3 separate regions of the Mus musculus genome follow, and regions 1 and 3 are each linked to region 2. A link is a loop called in an ENCODE intact Hi-C map of the cell type or tissue named here. Cell type or tissue: heart. All regions are shown on one strand. Each heading gives the region's core, and the rest is flanking DNA. Links, peaks and the distances in the headings are about the cores only.

Evidence for each region. Peaks named below come from ENCODE experiments on the same cell type or tissue, not always from the same donor. Only the 100,000 strongest peaks of a DNase experiment are listed, where the experiment ranks them.
Region 1: a loop joins it to region 2, with 2.6 times the contacts of the local background. A loop is called at or near these places in 6 of 42 quality-filtered maps.
Region 3: it touches region 2 in a loop (5-fold over the local background); 11 of 42 quality-filtered maps call a loop at or near these places.

Annotation. Positions count from the first base shown.
Region 1 is chr16:43,359,772-43,366,368 of GRCm38, forward strand. The region is part of intron 4 of Zbtb20 (zinc finger and BTB domain containing 20); the gene reads left to right. It overlaps Gm9968 (predicted gene 9968), which reads right to left and starts at 3,895. Exons shown (of 2, transcript NR_167988.1): 1 at 3,792-3,895. In heart, for the core only: no CTCF peak of the experiment used is centred there; DNase peaks (open chromatin) are centred at 3,260 and 4,150; H3K4me3 peaks cover 914 bases; H3K27ac peaks cover 1,685 bases.
Region 2 is chr16:42,911,648-42,918,244 of GRCm38, forward strand. All of the region lies in intron 1 of Zbtb20 (zinc finger and BTB domain containing 20), which reads left to right. Gm19522 (predicted gene, 19522) reads right to left here and starts at 423. Exons shown (of 4, transcript NR_040402.1): 1 at 156-423. In heart, for the core only: a CTCF peak has its summit at 3,295 (motif pointing left); no DNase peak of the experiment used is centred there.
Region 3 is chr16:42,186,604-42,193,200 of GRCm38, forward strand. No RefSeq gene overlaps it. Among named protein-coding and RNA genes, the nearest start is that of Mir6540, 110 kb to the right of the region's middle. In heart, for the core only: a CTCF peak has its summit at 3,671 (motif pointing right); a DNase peak (open chromatin) is centred at 3,758; H3K4me3 peaks cover 1,589 bases; H3K27ac peaks cover 1,874 bases.

The DNA of each region.
Region 1 (6,597 bases), core at 2,054-4,553, 450 kb after region 2:
GTAGTTGGGAGTTGATAGCATTTGAGCTTTATCTAAATTGAAGAGCCTGGAGACTCTTATTATGAAAGGCTTCCTCTCATTTGTGAATTGGCCCCTTTGCTCCACTTTGGATGGCTGGCTTCCTCCATGCAGAGCTATACTAAATGTTCTACATGGGAAAGCTATTCTCCTTAAATGCCTTCAAATTTAAAGCATCTATCTGAATATGTTCATGTTTATGACTCAAAATATCTAACATCAAAAAGAAAGAGGGGGTACAAATAGAAAATGCCCAGCAGTAAATGAAGGAGATATTTTTCCTTCAGTAACTGAAAAAGAAAAATTATTTTATGCAGAGTTGTTGAGCATTTGATGCCAGAGGGGAGAAAAAGGGAAATGAGCTATAGAACCATAGAATCTTACTGTTGGCAGAAACAGCAGAGTTCATGCAGTCCTACCCTATCATTTTTCAATGAAGAAACTGAGACATGGGGAGTTAAGGGACTTGACTTGCCCAAGATACAGAGTTGTTTACTGACAGCCATGCCAAAAATATTTCCCAACTCCCCACACAGAACTCTGTATTTCAGCATGCTGCTACCACTCTCTGCTGAAAATTAACACCAATACAGCCCAAACACAGAGGAGTTCAGTGTCTGTGGAGACCAGGAGACGGATGATTTCAAGGTAGAAATCAGGATGGGAAAAGAACAGAGAAAGGATGACTGTCCGTTGTGACTCCTCACACAAGCTTTTCAAGCCATTTGCTGTGGGCTTACTGTCCCCTACCTCTCCACCAAATAGAATGAAGAAGAAAATAAACTTTTTGTAATATCTAAAGTTTGCATGTGTTCAAATCTGATTTGCCCAGGGAATTGTGCGTACATGCTGTGTCCGGATGTAGAGTGGTTTGTAGGTGGCACGCTTACTGTACCCTGCTATTTTCTTCAGCCTGATACAGTTTCTCTAACTCAGAAATGCTTCCCTGAAATCTCAAGTTAGTTTCAGGACAAGGATGGTTCCTATCCATGGCACACATCTAAGAATGACAAATAACTTTAAGATGTAAGAATTATCTTCTCTTAATCTTCATACAGAATTGAAATATTGTAGAACTTTAGCTCAGTTTCAAGATTTGGATGAAATAATTTCTGTTTTGTAACCATATGAGTAAGTGATAGTAAACCAGTCCAGATAACACAGTGAAAAGGACTCCATGGGCTCCCCTTGCAGGCCAGTCCAACAACCTTCTTCACAATAGAGCGACCAGAGATGAGAGCCTCGGCCACATGATGAAAAGTGCAGATGGAGGGCTTTGCATGAAAACCGATTATGTGCGAGAGGGCTCAGGAGAGGATCGGGGTGGAATTGGAAAGGAGCGGCCACTGAAACAGGAGAAGAAGATATGCTTGACCAGGTCTAGTAAAATATTCCCTGCCACAACCACTGTTCCATGAAGAGACTGAGCCAAGAGGCCTAAATAAACTAACCTGGGGGTCAGTGTTACCATTAATGTGGGAGGCATCATGGAGAGCACATCCGGACTTGTGTTACACAGTAATCACTGCTGGGTGTCAGCATTCATCAGCCAGATGGTCAGACCCACAATTAATCAATTAGGCTGGGACAATCAACTGGACTAAGTTTTCCCCTTTGGTAAAACAGCCTCATCATGTGGTCAAGGCCAATAGCACTTTTATCCTGTTGCTTTTGGAGTAGCTTCTAAAAATTCCCTCATTTTTTTTTTTCTTTTGGCCTCTGGTTACTAGACACTGTCAGGCTCCCAGTTCCTTTGATAACATGGATTCCCCAATCAAGGTTTTCACATAATAGATCATCAGCATCCCCCGTATTCACATTGTAACACTGAAAATCCCACATGAAAACAAGCTCTTCAAAGCAGCATGGTAAGCCCTACATCCAACTGATCTCCTGTAGTATTTCTTCTGGTTCTACTCAATCTGGTGGGACACCAATGGCAGAGCTTCTCTGACTGGGCACATAAGGGTGATAAGTGATGCTAGTGATAATAGTAGTTTCTGGTGTATTCGGCGTCAGACAGACATACCATGACAAAAATAGATAAACATCAACTCAGCCTTTATAACGCCAATTAGGATGATACGGTCACCCCCCTTTCAAAGAGAAGGAAACAGACTAGGAAATTCATTGAACATGTGATAGGATACTCTACTGACATGCTGTGGGACAGAAGCTACATAGCCTGTCATACATGTTTTCTTAACAGACACAACCTTGTGCCTCTGAGAGCTAAAAGCTAAGAATGTGTTCTAGATCTTGGCGGCTCCCCTTCAAACTTCAAGTTGTTCACTAGTGTTTTTCTTCTCTGGAGGCTCATTCTGCTTCCCATGCTACACAGCTCCAAACCACAGCCGGACTTTCCCCTTCCGTGTCGAGGGTTCCCAGTCTCCCGCTCAGGAGCCTTACCTACATTGGTATCTTTCTGTCTGTTTTAGGTAGTTTTCATCAGTTGATTTATAGCACAGCTTGCCTCTCCATCACTGATTTCTTTTTTTAACTTAGATTTTACCCCTCCTTTCTTTTGGCTTACCTCTGGCTGTATTATAGTGTACAGCACAGGAGTGATGCTTCGGAATCCTGGCGGTCACTGTCTAACAGAGTCCTGGATACTATACGTATTGGGTAGAACTAGACGCGATGCAGTGCTCCCTGTGTGCACCATTGAACTTGCTGTGTCTCTTTCCTCTCAGCTCTTTTCTACTGTCAGACTTGATGTAGACTTAATGATTTTGTGTCTACACAAAGGATGCAGTCATCCCAAATATCCATCCTTGATGTATCAGTTACTCTTACAACTACTTTATAGAGTATATTACTTCTCTATATAACGGCTATATTTGCTTTTTTGTTTTGCTACTTAGCAATTGGAAAACATATCAGAATGCTAAAACAATATAGTATGGAACTACCTGTTTTTACTTGAACTTACAGCACATGAATAAATAGGTGCTCATGTAGTAATAATAACCAGCATGCTTTAGCCTTCAGAGTCTGTTTTGTTCTTACGGCCGTTCTTTCTGCAGTTTTATATTCTTTACCCCAGGGCTAATGAGGCTCTTTCATTGTGACCTGCAGTATCCTGCATATTACACAGTTGAGTCCTGCCATCTAGGCTGGCTTTCTGCTTCATTTTGCTCCTGACCTGCCTCCCCCCCCCCCCAACCCCCAACACACACACACACCCCAATGCTATTCCAGGCCTGGCCTCTCATGACCAGAGACTGCTGACTCATCCTGGCCTGTGCCAAGCTGTGCAGTCGCTTAGTGATGTGGACAGGAGTCGAAGGACTAGAATGAGCTCACCGAACTCATTTCACTTGTTGCTTACGGTACAGTCCAGCATGAGCTGGAAATGTAGGAACCTCAGCCTCCCGAGCAGAAAGAGTAAGTAGATTACACACAACCCCATCGTCAAGTCCTCAACAAGCAGGGGACGGTGTTGGGTGGGGGCTTGCTTCTCATGGCTCTTGGCTATGGCTAGGGCATTCTGGGTCATCAGGAGTTTCCCTTTGTCCTCTTTTCTTCCTCTCCTCCACAGTTGCACCCTCTCCCCACCCCCACCCCCACCCCACACCCTCCCTGAACTTCCCTTCTGAAAATGTCCGGATGGTAGAGCAATGATCTGGGCAGAAATGAAATTTTGTTAATAAGCAGCCTCCGCACGAAACCCTGGAACACAGACTCTGTGAAACTGCTTAGAGTAGCCTGTATCCTGGGAACTCACGTGAACTTCCCAACAGAATTCAAGGACATGAGAAAAGCTTCCCTACCTCCCTTCTTGAGTCTCTTTTCTTTCTGTTTTAAGAGAGGTAGTTTCAGGAGACATGGCTGCATTCTGGTGTGGTGCAAAGTTTTCCGTCGGGAGACAATAATGTACATTCCTCTGGCAGGATGGGATAGTTTTTTTTTTTTTGTTTTTTTTTTTTTTTTTTTGGTGTGTGTTTCTCTTGCTGTTGTTTATTTATAAGACATTTCCTCTCAGTTAGTGGAAGTTAGATCGTAAGAGGCTCCAGTGATTTTCCTTCCACCTCCCCTCCCTAATTTCTGTGCTTCAGCACTCTGGAACACTGTGAACTCGACAGACTAATCAGAGCAGGGAGCTTAGCAGCCAGGCCTGGACACTCTCAAGAGACTGTGTGACTCTCAGCCGTCACTCCCTGGATCAGGAACCACAGTCCTGGTGAGTGGGGGGGAGCTTCCAGACTCTGATGTATCAAGGATTCTATTCTTGGTGTCTCTGAGGCAGGCAGGAAATAAAGGGTATTTTAAAAGAAAAAAAAACATTTAAAAAAGCCTGCCAAACAATCAGAGTGGTAAGGAGTTTTAGTGTGTACAGCTGAGCGCACTCTGGACAAGGGCAGAGCCTTGAGGCTCTGCTTCGAAGCAGCCTGCAGGACTAGGGTTTGTGCTGCTGCCACAGAGGGCTGTCAGCTTTGACATGCCTAGCAAACATGCTGGTGGGAGGAGGAAGGTAGGTGAGTGACTGGGGCAGGGAGGAAGAGCTCAGGGTGGTGGGAGGGGGAAGTGAAAGTGGGAATAATTATTCATTTGAAGTTTCTCTCCCTCTGCTAACTTTTGATGCATTTCTGTTCTGAGCAGTTGTGCCATGTGCACAGCTAGCTGAGCCAGATAGAAAATCTGTAGTAGATGAGCCACAAAAAGTTTGCGAGGACTCTTCCTTTAGAGATCATTTCCTTGAGGCTGCTCTGAAACGTTAGGAGCCTCTCCCCATCTGACTTCAGGAAAACCTTATGTGTCACAGCCTATTCTTTATTCTTCTGTACTCATGGTACTGAGTAGAAGAATGCAGTGAGACTCCTTATATGGCTCCAGGGAAATTCATCGTCTTGACAAAGGAAACTGATGATTGTCTCCACAATATTGAACCCAAATATAGTGTTGTCCTCAATATAAGAAGAGACCGATTGAGTACGCTCCGGAAAGTTGTCAAAGGAATGGAATGGGGTGGGGGTGGGGTTGCAGCCTGGTCTGTCATAGCCAGTAGGGACCTTACGTGTTGTTCTTGGTATGCACACCCTCCTTAGAAGTGAAATGTCAGGTGAGTGGGCTTGTCTTCTGCTGTCAAGCCCCTGCTCGTTGTTGTTCTAGACATGTTCCATCTTACTGTGCCTTCTCGCCTTTCTAAAGTCAAGTATGTGGCATGTTCTAAGATATTAAAGGAAAAAAAGAGAAAACAAAAAACAAACAAACAAACAAACAAAAAACCCATGGTGGCTATTAAATTATTTGTCTATGTGGCATCCTCTGAAGTGAATTGCTCTTTGGGGAGGGGAAAGAGTCTTTGATGTTCCCAATATGGTTCTCATAGGCTTAAATTTCCCAGAACCACAACCCAGCCTAAGGGGTCCTTACTCAATGTCCTTAAATATTTGGGAAGAAATGCCATTTTATTGTTTTAGCTGCCTTTGCTATTAACACATTGCCAGTAGATTTCTTCTAGGGCTGAAAATGTTTTAATAACAGCTGATTTTACAGATGCATCTCCTATGTATCTGTTATGTGTATTTACCTTTGCTCCAACTGGTACAGTGATTCAGTGTATAACATTGATACTTAGCTCTGGAAGTTTGTTTGCTATATTGGGCGATTTGGATTCTTAACCACAGAACTCATGCATGCTCCTATGTCCCAAGTGCCCTCAGACACTGTGTACTGCTACAGTCACACCAGGGTTTGTCAGTGACCTCTAGAGCAAATGACTTCCTAGCACAGCTCCTGTAGTTTCCAAGGTTCATCAAATCGATTAGCTTTCGGTGTGAAACAATGTTGCTTCAATAAGTTAGGGCCAGAAAGGAAAGCCTGGTATGATAGACTACATTTCTGTTAGTCCATGTTAGTAATTATTGAACTATTCATATATATAATATATTATGGGGTACTTTTATTTATTTTGTTATTTTCTACAAAGCTAAACAATAAAATTGTGTTCTGAACTTTCAAACATGACCTAAGAAATGTATGGAGCTCAGTGGCCATCCAGAGCTACATGGAAGTCTTCCTGTGTGTGTCTCTGCTAACACACCAACCACATACACTGAGAGAGAAACTCAGTCTATACAAGCTACATTGAAGACAGCTTTGTCTATTAACACTTGGAAACAATTTATTCTCAAGAACTATGGCTGTACATAAAAATTTGTAAGCAACTTTAGGCAGAGAGTATAAACACATTTACCTAATGTTATGTCCCAAAAAATTATATTTTACAAATCTAGTCTGCCAGAGAACTTTTTCTTTTAGTTGCTAAGATCTATATGGTCATAAAAATGTTGTGGTGAACTGATGTACATAAGAAGTTAGACTTTGATTAATATATATAGATAGATGCATGTGTGTGACCAGAGAGAACATGATGTCTTTTTATAAGTTGACATAGTTGCATTCAACTATGTCATTACCTAGTATTTTCCATACTTATATAGTAAGCCTTTATAGCATACTGTTACTAATTCTGTTTTTCAGTGTTCATCTGAAAGTTTAAATTTCATTAAATTTCTGTGTTTTAAAATATATTTTTATAATATATGTGTTATAAAATGTGTTTCTTGCAAACAA
Region 2 (6,597 bases), core at 2,319-4,818:
ACATGTCTGACTTCTTGTCCTGTTACCCAAATGTCCTATAATCACATGTCAGTATCGAAACCTATTATATTTAATGTGCCAAGAATAATTTCAAGCTGTTTCAGAAGCAGTAGAGGCAAGTTTCTGAGGCTCTAAGAAGAAATAGTGCCACCTACCTGTATTACTGTTGAGCATGTGGTATGTACCACAGCAGTTGTTCAAAGCCGCCTTCAAGGGCTTAGAAGTGGGACTTTTTCTGGGACTCTGTCCTCCTGTGGTAATGGACACATTGACAAATACTCTGCTGGTTCTGCACTCAACTCAGGGAAAACTATGCTTGATTTTGGCTCCATAACATCTCTTCTACTCCAGGATCAAGCTTCTCGGTTACTGTACAGTTCACTTGAGAGTCATCAGCTTGAGGGCATGGAACGTTTGCCTTTCTGGAATCTTTTGACACTCAGCTGAGACTCTAGGCAGTGTTTTGTAGTTCTGTTAAGCAATGCAGCTCTTACATAACCACTTTAATCCCGACAAACTTAGCAGCTTTTCTACATAGGAATGTCGAGAAGAAAGGAGCATGGACAGTAAACTGATCAGTTCCTATAGTTGGCAGATGGACCCATGCACAGTTTTCATGAATTCTGAGTGCTTTCCATCACAGCTGATTGAAAGGGTCGTGATTATCATATACTGTTTGCCTTGCTGCTATAAGAAGTAGCTTTGCTATTGAAGACATCTGTGTCTTCAGATAAGATGAATTTAATGCTCATATTTCACATTAAGCAGTTAAGAATCAAGAATTTATTTGAAAAGTTCTCAAATTAAACTACTAATGTAAGGAGTTATATTAAAAATATATTCATGTATAGTAGAGTTTGCAGTTAGAAGAATAAAATGATGCCCAATAAATTGAAAACCATACAAATGGGAATAATTATAAATTACATAGTGTTATTTTGCCCTTAAAGAAACTCAATGTGAACCTATCTTGAAACCATAAAATTTGTTATATAAATGTTAACAGCTAACATTTAGGAGCCTTTAGTTTTTCTCTTTCTATTAAATTGAGTTTCTGTTTTTAGTTTTCCTTTTAAAATATCATATGGATTTACAATCTAATTGTAATCTGTTGTTGTGAATTCATTTCATAGTTTGATCGTTCCAGCAAATGTAACTGACAAAGATTATAGGAGTGTTTTCTATTCGTATGGGTATGCCAACTTAGCCATTAGTAAAAATAATTAGCAGGATGCTTCTTCAGGTTATGTAACTGTTTTGGTTCTCATATGCACATGTGAAAACTGTATGACTGTCATTTAAAATAAAAACACCTTACGTAGACAGCCTTTTTTGTTGTTGTCTAAATAGAAGTCAGGCAAATGCTGTTGGGAGGGTTGCTTTACACTATTTCGTGGTGATTTATTTTCTTTTTAAAATACTGGACACATTAAACTCCTCTTAATTCAGTAAATACACCCCTGCTCTTTATATATTTATTCATTGTCCCTATGTTCTTGGTCATATATTCTTATCACTTGGGTTTCAAATAGGATTAAAAAGAAGTAAAATCCTTGTACCATTTTGTGGTTTCTTATATCAGCAATGATCTTTATTCCCTCATTTCATTGCTACAAGGAAAAGAAATAGATGTGCTTAAGAAGGAAATTGAAATAAGTAATACTGAGAATGGGAGGAGTTGGTGAAAGAAAAATACTTTGTGCCCAACTTAGGAAAAAGCTATTTGACCCATTCCTACAGCTTCCGTTTTCATCCTGCTAAAGCCAATAGATCTAACTACTCTGTTCATCCCGATTCAGATGCTAATGGTGCCACTTCTGCGAGGTTATAGCAGAGTCAAAGCGTCTCACACGAGTGGGACTCTCAGTATCAGGCCTCTTGCTGTCCTTGAATCCTTGGGGTTTGAGCTCTGAGCAGATAGATCTTCATATTTGTTCTGTAAGAAGTCTTCCTAACAAAGCAGTCACCAAAGCAGCACCGTAAGCGGAATTAACGTGGGTGAACTGATCTACCAAGTTTGTGTGTGTTTTCTCTTAAAACAAAGCCAAATAATTTTATATAAAACAGCAACCAAAATACCCTCTCAACTTTCCATCAGACAAAATGGATTCAGGTTTTGTTTTACATAAAAGCTTCCCGAATCCAGGTTGTAATAGCCCATTCTTCAGTGCATCCTGCCCATTTGGTGCTTGCTTTGCAAATGTTGAGTAGATCCAGATAATTCTTTCCTTTTAAGAAAAAATTATACTCTTACATTCTCAGCATACCCACCAATATGAAGATATAGATACTTCAGTACCTACACTCAATAGTTTTGTTCTATCAGTTGGCCATGAAACATATGAACAAAAGTTTAAAAACTATTTTTTTTTTTCTGGTATGTTGAGAAAAACCCTACAGTCTGCTACAAAGTTCTTCCTCTGGAATCAGGTGGTATTAATTAATGCAAGAAAGGGTTTTAAGTGGCTAAATCTGGAGGCCTTGTTTCTTTTGACTGTGATTTTTAAATAAGTCACAATCTCTGTTTTGCAGGATTTTTTTTTTCTTTGACAGTAAAACAGTAAAACTTATCTGATTCTATTTTTTAAGTCTTCAGCAGTGTGATTTTTGTTTTAGGTAGCTTTATTTGTAGCTCTCTCTGTTCATAGTTTCTGTTTATAAGCTAAAAGTGGATGGAGGAAGTTTGGGTTTGCAATGGTGGAAGAGTAGAAAGAGCTTCTGGTCTGAGAGAGCACAGCACTTTAACTTTGAGGTGGTGGGATCAGGGTTAAGTAAATATCACGATATATTATTGGTCATATTTAATGACTCAATAATTGCAATAAACCAAAAATTATTTTTTTGACAGACTGAAGGACTTAATTGCCTGCGGGTCGTCTGAGAAAAGACAGTTTTAAGTAAGTTTTAAGTGAGTGGAGTGCAGCCTAGCTTCCATGGCTCCTCTTTCCCACTGGCCACTAGATGGAGAGGTGGTCCGTGTCCACAGCTTATCCGTGGTACACCGCTCACTTCTGAGTTTCTACTGGCAAAGCTGAACTGGATGCCTTTGAACATTTTATGAACACAGACATGATATTTAGGCGATGCCATCAGAGAATACACTGTCTTCTATAAAATCATAATGTGATTTTCATGAAATTCAAAAAGATTTGTTTTTCCTTAGCCCCTGTAAGTCCTGGCAGACCTGGGAGGCCAGCATCACAACTCTGGTTTTAACTGCCACAATAGCCCCTCTTGCCTCTTTCAAATTTGTCCATTTAGAAAGGGCCTGGAATGAATGTCAGCACGACAGTGCCACCTTGTGTCCCTGTTGCTATGAGAGTAACTAATGCATGAGCCAGTGAAAAGGAAACAACTGGACATTCAGAAAAATATTTGCAATTTGTTCTAAGCCTTGGTTTTGCATTAATGTTACAAAAATACGTATGAAGTGTTTTAGTGTGTTCGAGAATTCTTAATTCTCAAGAAAATATTAGGATCTGTGTATTTCCCTCTCTCATACTAGTATTGAAAATTTTAAAATGCTGAGTTCAGGGAGGGATGTATTTAACTTAGAGTTAGAGATGGAGAAGACAAGAGATTTTCACCCAGTTCTTACCGCTTATAAAACTGAAACTAAGCACATCAGACACCAAGCTATTTCTTCTTTTGAATTCTGATGGGAACTTTTCTATGCATCCCTTGTAATACCACTTCTCACATTCACTTGTCATTGTTTCTGAGCATATAGGCTGTGTAAGCCCTGGGCTGGAGGATGAGACTTATGTATGACTGTCTGTCATTCTGGAACCTTCTATGGTACTCAGAATACTCACTCAAGTCACTTGAGGTTCACATGAATACTTATACTGGGCAGCTTATGACACATTTATTTATTTTGCACACACACATAATACACAACACACACACACACACACATATACACACTTACTTTATCCTTCTCTCTCCAAGATTTAAATGGTTTTCAAAGAATTTCTCTTGGAAGAACACCTTTTGACTTAGCTCCTTTTCAAACAATCCTCTCTAACTTTCTCTTTGATACTATACACACACACACACACACACACACATATATATACACATATATATATGTGTGTGTATATATATTATGTATATATGTATGTATATATATATGTATATATTTAGTTTTTCTTCTTTTTTTAATTAATTTATTTTTTTACACTCCATATTTTATTCCCCCCATCCACCCTCTAACTGTTCCACTTCCCACACCTCCTCCCCACCCACCTGTCTCCACGTGGATGTCCCCACCACCCCACCCCACCTGATCTCTAAACTTCCTGGGGCCTCCAGTCTCTTGAGGGTTAGGTGCATCATCTTTGAACGAACACAGACCGGGCAGTCCTCTACTGTATGTATGTTGGGGGCCTCATATCAGCTGGTGTATGCTGCCTGTTTGGTGGTCCAGTATCTGAGAGATCTCGGGGGTCCAGATTAATTGAGACTGCTGGTCCTCCTACAGGATCACCCTTTTCTTCACCTTCTTCCAGCCTTCTCTAATTCAACAATGGGTCAGCTGCTTCTGTCCATTGGTTGGGTGCAACTATCTACCTCTGACTCTTTCAGCTGCTTGTTGGGTCTTTTGGAGGGCAGTCATGATAGGTCCCTTTTTGTGAGTGCTCCTTATTAAAATGACATTTTCTGTTTGTGTGTGTGTTATGGTTGGCTGTGCAGTAGTCAATGCTCGGTTTCTAATTTCAGCTTCACAACAAAATTCTTGTGCTAATGTGAATGAGATACTTGGCCCTCCTACATCAGTGCATAAAAGAATTGGACTGATCCGGCTGATCTGAAGGGTGTCAACTCATGAGTTTTGGAAGGCCTGCTCTTGTGTTTACATTATTTTTGTACCTTTGACATCTCAGTTTTTGAATTACTACTATAGCTAAAAGTTAAATTACTCATTGTTGAAAATATTACCTGTTATCTCATGACTCAGAAGAGAAAGCTCTTCTTACAGGGTTACATTTAAAGTGGGCATGGGAATTATAAGAGAGAGGCACCGTAAGATTTTGCATTTTATTAAATATTTAGTTTGGTTGATTGGGCTACCACCATCTTTCTCTTTTAAGCTATAAAATAAGTAGAATATTTTTAAAGAGCAACTACTTGCCACCTACATATTATTTCATGCTATTTTAAACTTTATTCATAACTTGTTAAAGTCAGAGTTAAGGTTTAAGTTTCACATGTTTTTGTATGGAACTTATGCTTGAGTTTTAAGTCCACATATCACTGAAAACACAAATAAACTTAGGATTGGATAATTCACTTAACTTTTTAAGTTTGCCTTTATAATTTTTAAAAAGCAATAGTAGATGTTACCTTTCCTATAAACTCTTATAGAGTTATTGTGAGGATTAAACGAGTGAGTTCATGTCTGTAAAGCTTTCACGAGTAGTAAAAACAGTGTACAAATACTAAGGAGTGTCCCTGCAATTACTGCTGTAACTAAAGAAGGAACGATAATAAAGTCCAAGTCAGAGCAACACACACAGCTTAAGAACATTCAAATCTGGGGCATTACTTAGAATGCTCCTCTGTGGCAGCAGACTCTTTAGAGATGTTTTCGAAATTTTCTGTATTTTGCCTTAATAACTAGTAAATGTAAAACAAGACTACATCTACTGTCTTTAAATAACTTTTTATACTTAGTGTTCACAAGTTGCTTTTGATCATATTTATTAAGTATAGAAGCTAATTTTTAAAAAGTAAGCAATTGTTATGGGAAATGTTTTCAAACATTTAATTATTATACCATATAGTTCATTGGTTTTTAAGCATCAGGGTGCATAATAATCACCTTACAGTATTTCTTAAATTTTAGTTATCCAAGCTCCATCACCAGTAATTGGTCAATGAAACTCAGGAATCCTGCATTGTAGCTGGTCCAATCAATTGAGAAAATATTAGTTGACTTTTATGTCATCTACATATAGTCTCAGATGTATCACAATCAGCAAGTGAGTTTTCATATGCATGGATTCCAAAGTCACATGTATCTTATAAAAGCTACTCCATCAGTTTTTATTGCAAACTGTGAGAATGACTGCTTTTTATTTTTTTAAGGTCTAATGTTACAATATGTTTATCCTTGCATCCAAATTCAACTTCATCAATCATATGATTCCTTAAGTAAATACAGCTGTATTTTACATGTGAAAGGCTAGTCAGTACTGCCATATATTAAAAGTTTAGTCTTGTCTTATAACCAAAACTTACGGAAGAAGGACAATACTTTTTGTTTTTCACACAGGTTACTTAATTTATCTTTACCTACAAGTCTGCATGTACAGTGATAGTCTGTCTGTGCTTCAGATGAAAACCCCTGTGTAGAATCCATTGTGACATTAGTTGACAGCTGTGTACACCAAAGTTGAGATTCAGGGTCTGTGTTTTTTTCACTACATTATATTATTTTCCCCAAATCTAATGAACCTTTATCAAATTCTCATTATGTTAAGTGGTAGTATCTAATTTTGGGAGGCATAAATGTGTGTGAGCCACTTGATATAATAGTTATTAATTAAATCATGTTAATGGAAAGAAATTCTTACTTTTCCATTGAAAATGATT
Region 3 (6,597 bases), core at 2,673-5,172, 720 kb before region 2:
AGGGATTGGGGTTACTAAGGTATGATGTCCTGAACCCCTCTTTGAATACAAAAGGAAGATTTTCCAAGTCCCTTGCTACAGGTAGTATCTTACCATGCCCTTTTTCCTTAAAAAAAATCATTCTAAGTTCTATTTTATTTTCCTCAGTCTCTTTCAGAATATCACACACACACACACACACATACACACACAGAGAGAGAGAGAGAGAGAGAGAGAGAGAGAGAGAGAGAGAGAGAGAGAGAGAAAGAGAAAGAGAAAGAGAGAGAGAAGAGACTTCAATATTAGTAGAGTTGTGGGGTTTTGGTTTTTTTGTTTTTGTTTTTGATTTGGCTTGGGTTTTGTTTCATTTCGTTTGCCTTTCAGATCCACATTGTCTTCCACCAGAATTTTTCCCATTTGCCTCTTGTCGAGGAAAACGAGTTTAGAGCATTGACTAGCATGCTGTTAAGACACTACCTATTCAGTCACTTCCAACTCCTGTACTTCTCTGGTCCATGTTATTTTCCAAGTGCTTTTCTGAGTGCTGCGATACTGTGGTGAGGGAAGATAAGTACTGATCTCACACTCTTCTTCAGTAGCTTACTCCAGCTTCAAGTTGAAGAGGATGCTCAAAAAAAAATAAGAGTAAGATGGAATTAAGGCAGACCACCAACACTTTCTATTGAAGACGTAGCCATGACTCATGAGTAGGATTAGCATGCAGATGAGATGAGAAATCTACAAAGCAAAGAAATTCTAAACTGTATCACAGAGATGCAGAGCTCTACAACCATTGAAAGCCGATTTAAACAAACTATTGGGGTGCAGTGGAGATGGCTCCACCAGTAAAACCCTTGCCTTGAAAACAGGAGGGATTGAGATTGAACACCCAAACCTATTTGGATGCTCACACTTGGACCAGATGAAGGCTTTGCTATGTCGAGCCACACTTGAGGAAGGCTCTGCCATTTCCATTGGTCTGAGGCATTGGGATCCTTGACATGTGTGTGTCCGTGTCCATAATGCACTCAGGATCTTATCCACTGCCTACAATGATTTCAATGTGTTGCCCTTAAAACATGGTTTGGGAACTTATCCCTCAAACAACAGTTTGTATGGCAGGTCCAAAACTGTGGTGATTATATCTTAAGAACAAATAGTTAAATGTCAGACATCAACAGAGACTCCATCTTTGACTCTCATCCTAGAAATAGAGGCCAAAGCTTTCTATATATTATACATCAGTCTGTACTACTCTGTTGTAGTGGCACGAAGGAGATGGAGTGGAATCCAAATGTACATCGTTGCCCCTCCACACCTTGCCCGCATATATTACACTGACTCTCAGCACAAGGGAAACTTACCACTTGGAAGATAAGCTGTGGGAAGAACACTCAGTGAAGCAGAGCTGGTGGTTTCCACAATGACTCCTAACTCACTGCCTTAGGCGTCTGGGCACAATTATATTCACAGACAATCCACGGTGGAGCAGTAGCAGTTAGTCTGTTTCCCAACTGAGGGAACCCAAGTTCAGAAAACTCTTATTTGAGGCGACACAGCCATCTGCACAGGGTAACCACAGACCTACTGGGTCTTTTGTGTCTACCATGAGGTTTTTCTCCACTGCAGACTTCTCTATCCTTGTGAAATCTGGAAAGCAGATGCTCAATAACCCATCTGAGCACGCTTAGAGAGTGATACTAACTAGGTGGCACCCCCTAGGATTTATATATCCTAACCTTAACCTCCAGCGCCTTTGCATGTATGTCAGTGCATTTGGAGGGCGGAGGCAGAAACTCTAAAGAAGGAACTGAGGAGGAAGTTATAAGCAAGGGCTAAGAGGCTAAAAAGATGGCTCAGCACAAGTTGCTCTTCCGGAAGACTCTAGTAATAGCACCTACATAGCCCCATAGGCAGCTCGCAACCACCTGTGACTCAAGGGGATGAGAAACAACAACAGAAAACAACTGTCTTCAAGCTGACTCTTGTCCTTAGACAAGAGGAAGAAACAAAGAAACAACAAGAATGAACCAGCACCCTGCTCAACAGAAAGTCCAGGTGCAGACACAGCATAAAAGTGGCCACCAGCCCGCAAAGGACAGAGACACTAAGAGAAACCGAGACTATAGACACTTCAGTGGCTTTCAGCCTTCATTATTTTATTTTATTTTTGACTTTTGGGGTTCTTTTTCGGGGGGGTTGGTTGGTTGGTTGGTTTCAGATTCCCAAAGTATTTTCCCCCATTTAAGGTGCTTTTCTGCAACACAGTCCATTGGCTGTAATGGAAAATGGCTTGTGTCCAAGCTGAATTTCTATCTTCAGGTATCCTTGGCACTGTCCAGAAGGAGGCTCCCTTCCTGAGAGGAGCCTCTGAAAGAATCTTGATAACACTGAATCAGGAGATGCCCATTCCACCCCTACAACCAGCCCACAATGTGGTAAAATAAGCTGTATTGACCAAAACATTTTCATGAAACCATTTGTTATGGTAAATGAGTTTGGGCACCACTGCCCACACCCATCTGCAACGATTAATCTTCTGCCAAAACAGTTTTTATCATCCTGTCCAGGCTTTTGAAATGTGACCTCCCTCTCCAATTTTGGAATCAAATTCAACAGTGTTGGCAAAATAGTAGTGACTAAGGCTGGTGTCTAGAAAATTCCTTTCAACCTTTTTTACAGCTTGCATGGAGATCAGGCCAACACAGAACCAGCAAAATCTCTTTCCTTTTGTTGTGTCGAAGAAGACAAAAGGGAGGAGTCAAGGGCTACAGATGTGACTCCAAAGAAGCACTGTTTGTGACTCCCTGTGGCTTTTACAGGTTAGCTTTACTTTTTGTTGTTGTTGTTGTTGTTGACGAATAGGTGGCAGAAGCCCTGGAAAAGTATTTGTCACATGCAATTGGATTCTTTGCAGCTACACTTGTATTTCCCTAAGGGTCCGTGAGTCCATAGAGATCAGCCGTGAGGGGGAGAGATTGCGTGTGACTGTGCATGAATCAGAAGAAGAACAAAAAGATGCGGCTGATGGTGGCAGGGAAAGACTGGAGTTAATAAGCCAGCATGTGCCTGAGGATTCTATCAGGCACAGGGATGGATGACATAATTGTTTTCTGCCTCTAATGATCTCAGAGATGTGGGATACAAGAGAATATTAAAACAAGACAGAAAGATGGAAACTCATTTTCAGCAGCTGTCAACCAAAATGGGATGTAAACTAGGAGAGAGGCATATTGAAATGTTCACAGGGTTCACTTCATCAAAATGAGCTTTTACCTCTCCCGGATGTCACGCCCTCCTTTTCTTGAGCGGAAGCAGCCTCCCCCCGCCCCCCAAACTGTTGCTCCTTGTATTCTTCCCACAACCTCTGCTGTCACTCCAGTCTCTCGTCACTGTCACCTTGCCTCTCTCCCTTCTTAACATCGTTCAATTTTTTCCTAATCCTCTCTTTCCTCGCCGCAAACATGTTTTTAGTCTCTTTCCTTTCTTCGCTCTATCCCCCTCACCCACCCTCACTTCTGCCATTAATAAGTAACTGAGTGAACCTGGAAACCCTTTTTGTGATGCCAGGAGTTGAATGGAAACGAAAGGAAAAAAAAAAAAAAAAGTCCCTATGAAAAGCACTCCAGTGTCCCCGCCCCGCCTCGGGTGCGGGTGGGCTGTGGCGTCTGCGAAGCCGCGATGCTTGCACGTGCCACGAGGGGGCAGAGGTGCGCGCCAGCGAGCCCGCACCGCCATCCAGCGCGGCAGGAAGTGCTTGGAGGGCGGGCGCCAGCGGCTGCTCTCTTGGCGTCACCCATCACCGCTGCTGACAGCCGCGTAAGGTTTCCGCCTGCTCCCTGGATGTCCACGGATGGGCGCGGCGAAGAAGCAAAGGATTCCTGATGCAAGCGGGAGGGGTAAAGTCTGCCTCAGGCCAATACAGATAGATCTTTTCCCGAAACAAAGGAGCCAGTGGTGCCGTTACGATCAGAGCATCAAGAAGCATAGCTGGGGGAGCCCCTAGGAGCCCAGCAGCCTACCGAGGTCCCCTTTGCTTCCCTGCCCCAGCTCTTCCCCGCCTGCGATGCAAGGGGGTCACATTCCTGAGCTCCTCAGTCCCCTTCCCAGGTAGCTGGAGTAGCTGGAGCCTTCATCTTTGTTAGCCAGGTCACTGTGAATCCAAACAGCAGCTTGCTTGGCCTTTTGGGTGACAGGCGAGATTAGAAGTAGCCCACAGGCTCCGTGTAGGGGAAGGATTGATTAACATTCTTCCCCTGCGGGTTCAGTTTCCTGCAAATCGCAGTAGGCTCAATTCAGCAGCAGATGGCGGTAACGCTTCTGTCAACCTGAGGATTCTCTGTGGCTGGACACACAAGTCCACACACACACACACACACACACACACACACACCCCACCCCACACCATGTATCACATACCACCACGCCTTAAGCAAGCACACTTTGAGAGTCTGGAGCCCCACAGAGATTCTGATCCCTCCAATAAATTTCCAAAGCAGGATAGGATGGAGAGAAAGACCACAATGATGGCAGAGTAATAGCCATTTGTTGGCGGCTCTGAGCCAGGTGCGCACTGCTTTTACAAGACGGGTAGTAAAATAACGGTGTTCAACTTTTATATGATGAGGTAAGGTTAGTTAAGAAATTAACTGCCCGCATTTTCCTTGCCTTTAAGTTGTGAGAATACACAGGTGCCTTTTCCATTCAAAGAAGGTAACTAGGCCTGATTCTCATTCTCTCTCTCTCTCTCTCTCTCTCTCTCTCTCTCTCTCTCGGAGCAGACGGCTCTTCATTTATTTAATTATTTATTTATTAGCTTTTAAAGGATTAGAATTATTCGACCGACTGCTTTTAGACAGGATTCCTCCTGTGCTAATAGTGCTTTAAGAATGAGGATCTTGGTGTAGCAGTCTGCCGTTACAGCTTTTCCCAGAGGAAATATCTCCAGACACTGCTTCTCAAGGATGGTCAGAAGTGGGACCCACCCGAGGGACTGGTGCTCCTGTAGCGTGGAAGAAATGGCTTCCTAGCCGTTGCAGGACTGTTATGCCGTTTGCACAGCCCCTCTACGGGACTGCTTTTCACCTGATCAATCCTGTCACACGTTGGAGCTAGAGATCACTGTGTTTCTATGAAGCCACCCGACACAGGGAGGATGTATCAGAGAAAAGGAAGGTTGACAGAGGCTGGTGTGGAGGGGACTACTGAGGAATAAGGATTTAGGATGGGAAGAAAGGCTGAATAAAGGCTGTGGCCAAGAGGCAACACACATATTCCGCACACCTGGGTGGGAGATGTTATTAAATTTCAGGAAATGGAGCGCCGAGTTACTTGAGACCAGAGGTATGGGAGCTATGGTGATGGTCCCATGAAGGAGTGTGACAACGAAGCAGTAAGACTCACCCACTTGATCAAGGAGAAAAATAGGAGCCATCTACTGAAGTTACCCCTTTGGGAATGCCCTCTGGTCCCAGAGATTCATGTATGATTTTATAGAAGAAGAAAAAGATCCTGAAACATGACTACGTTTGTGAGAAACAAACTTTCATTTTATTTTCCTTACACAAGTTAGGAAATCTCATTTTGTTTCAGTATCCAAATATCTGTAATACCATCATGGACAGGGGATTTCTTGTTTTAAAAATCTTATAAACTTTATTATAAAAAGTTTTGCAAATCAATAAAAAAAATCACACAATAAAATAAACCAGAGATCTTCCTGGGCTAAATTTGCTTTTTGTCACAGCCTGCGCAGTGGGCACAATGATCATAACATCCGTTAATGAACAGTGATCATGACCATACAAGTGGTAAGCAGCAATAAAGCCAAGATTTCGGTGCAGGTAATTTAATTTTTTTTAAAAAAAGAGGAATTATGCACTGTATAGTCTTTTTCTGTAAGACTCGACCTGAATCAAAGGGCCAAAGTAAATATTATTGGTAATAGAACCAATCAAAATCAAAATCACAGGCTCCCTGACAGTGCAGTGAGGAGCACTGTGTCCCACAGGGCAGTGTGAAGAAGCAGAAGTGAAACCAGGTGGAGAAGGACTCGGAAAAGCTCAAGATCACAAGCCAATACTGAGAACCCATTAAAGCCTGGAAGGAACTTAAGGTAGGTGCATCTATTAAGTGCAATGGGAAACTCTGCCAGATCCCTCTTTCTAAAAGCAAATAAGATGACAGTGATGATGACAATGACAATTGACAGACATTAGGTGGACATTTCAAAGAGTTGGGAGCATCATCCTTCTATACTGACACTTATTGCTTATTTTAATTGTATAAACTTCTCTCTCCTCCTCTCTCTCCTTTCTCTTCTCTTCTCTCTCCTCTCTCCTCCTCCTCCTCCTCCTCCTCCTCCTCCTCCTCCTCCTCCTCCTCCTCTTCTTCTTCTTCTTCTTCTTCTTCTTCTTCTTCTTCTTCTTCTTCTTCATCTTCTTCCTCCTCCTCCTCCTCCTTCCCCCCTCCCCTCCCCCCAGAAACACATTAAAATCTCACAAATGATGTAGCAGAGACTTAGTCTTAAGTACCTTAGAAGAAAACAAAGCCTTTCAATGGAACTTTTAAATCTTCTGGAATGGACAGTGATCAAGAAGGAGAAGAGGTCAGCGGTTA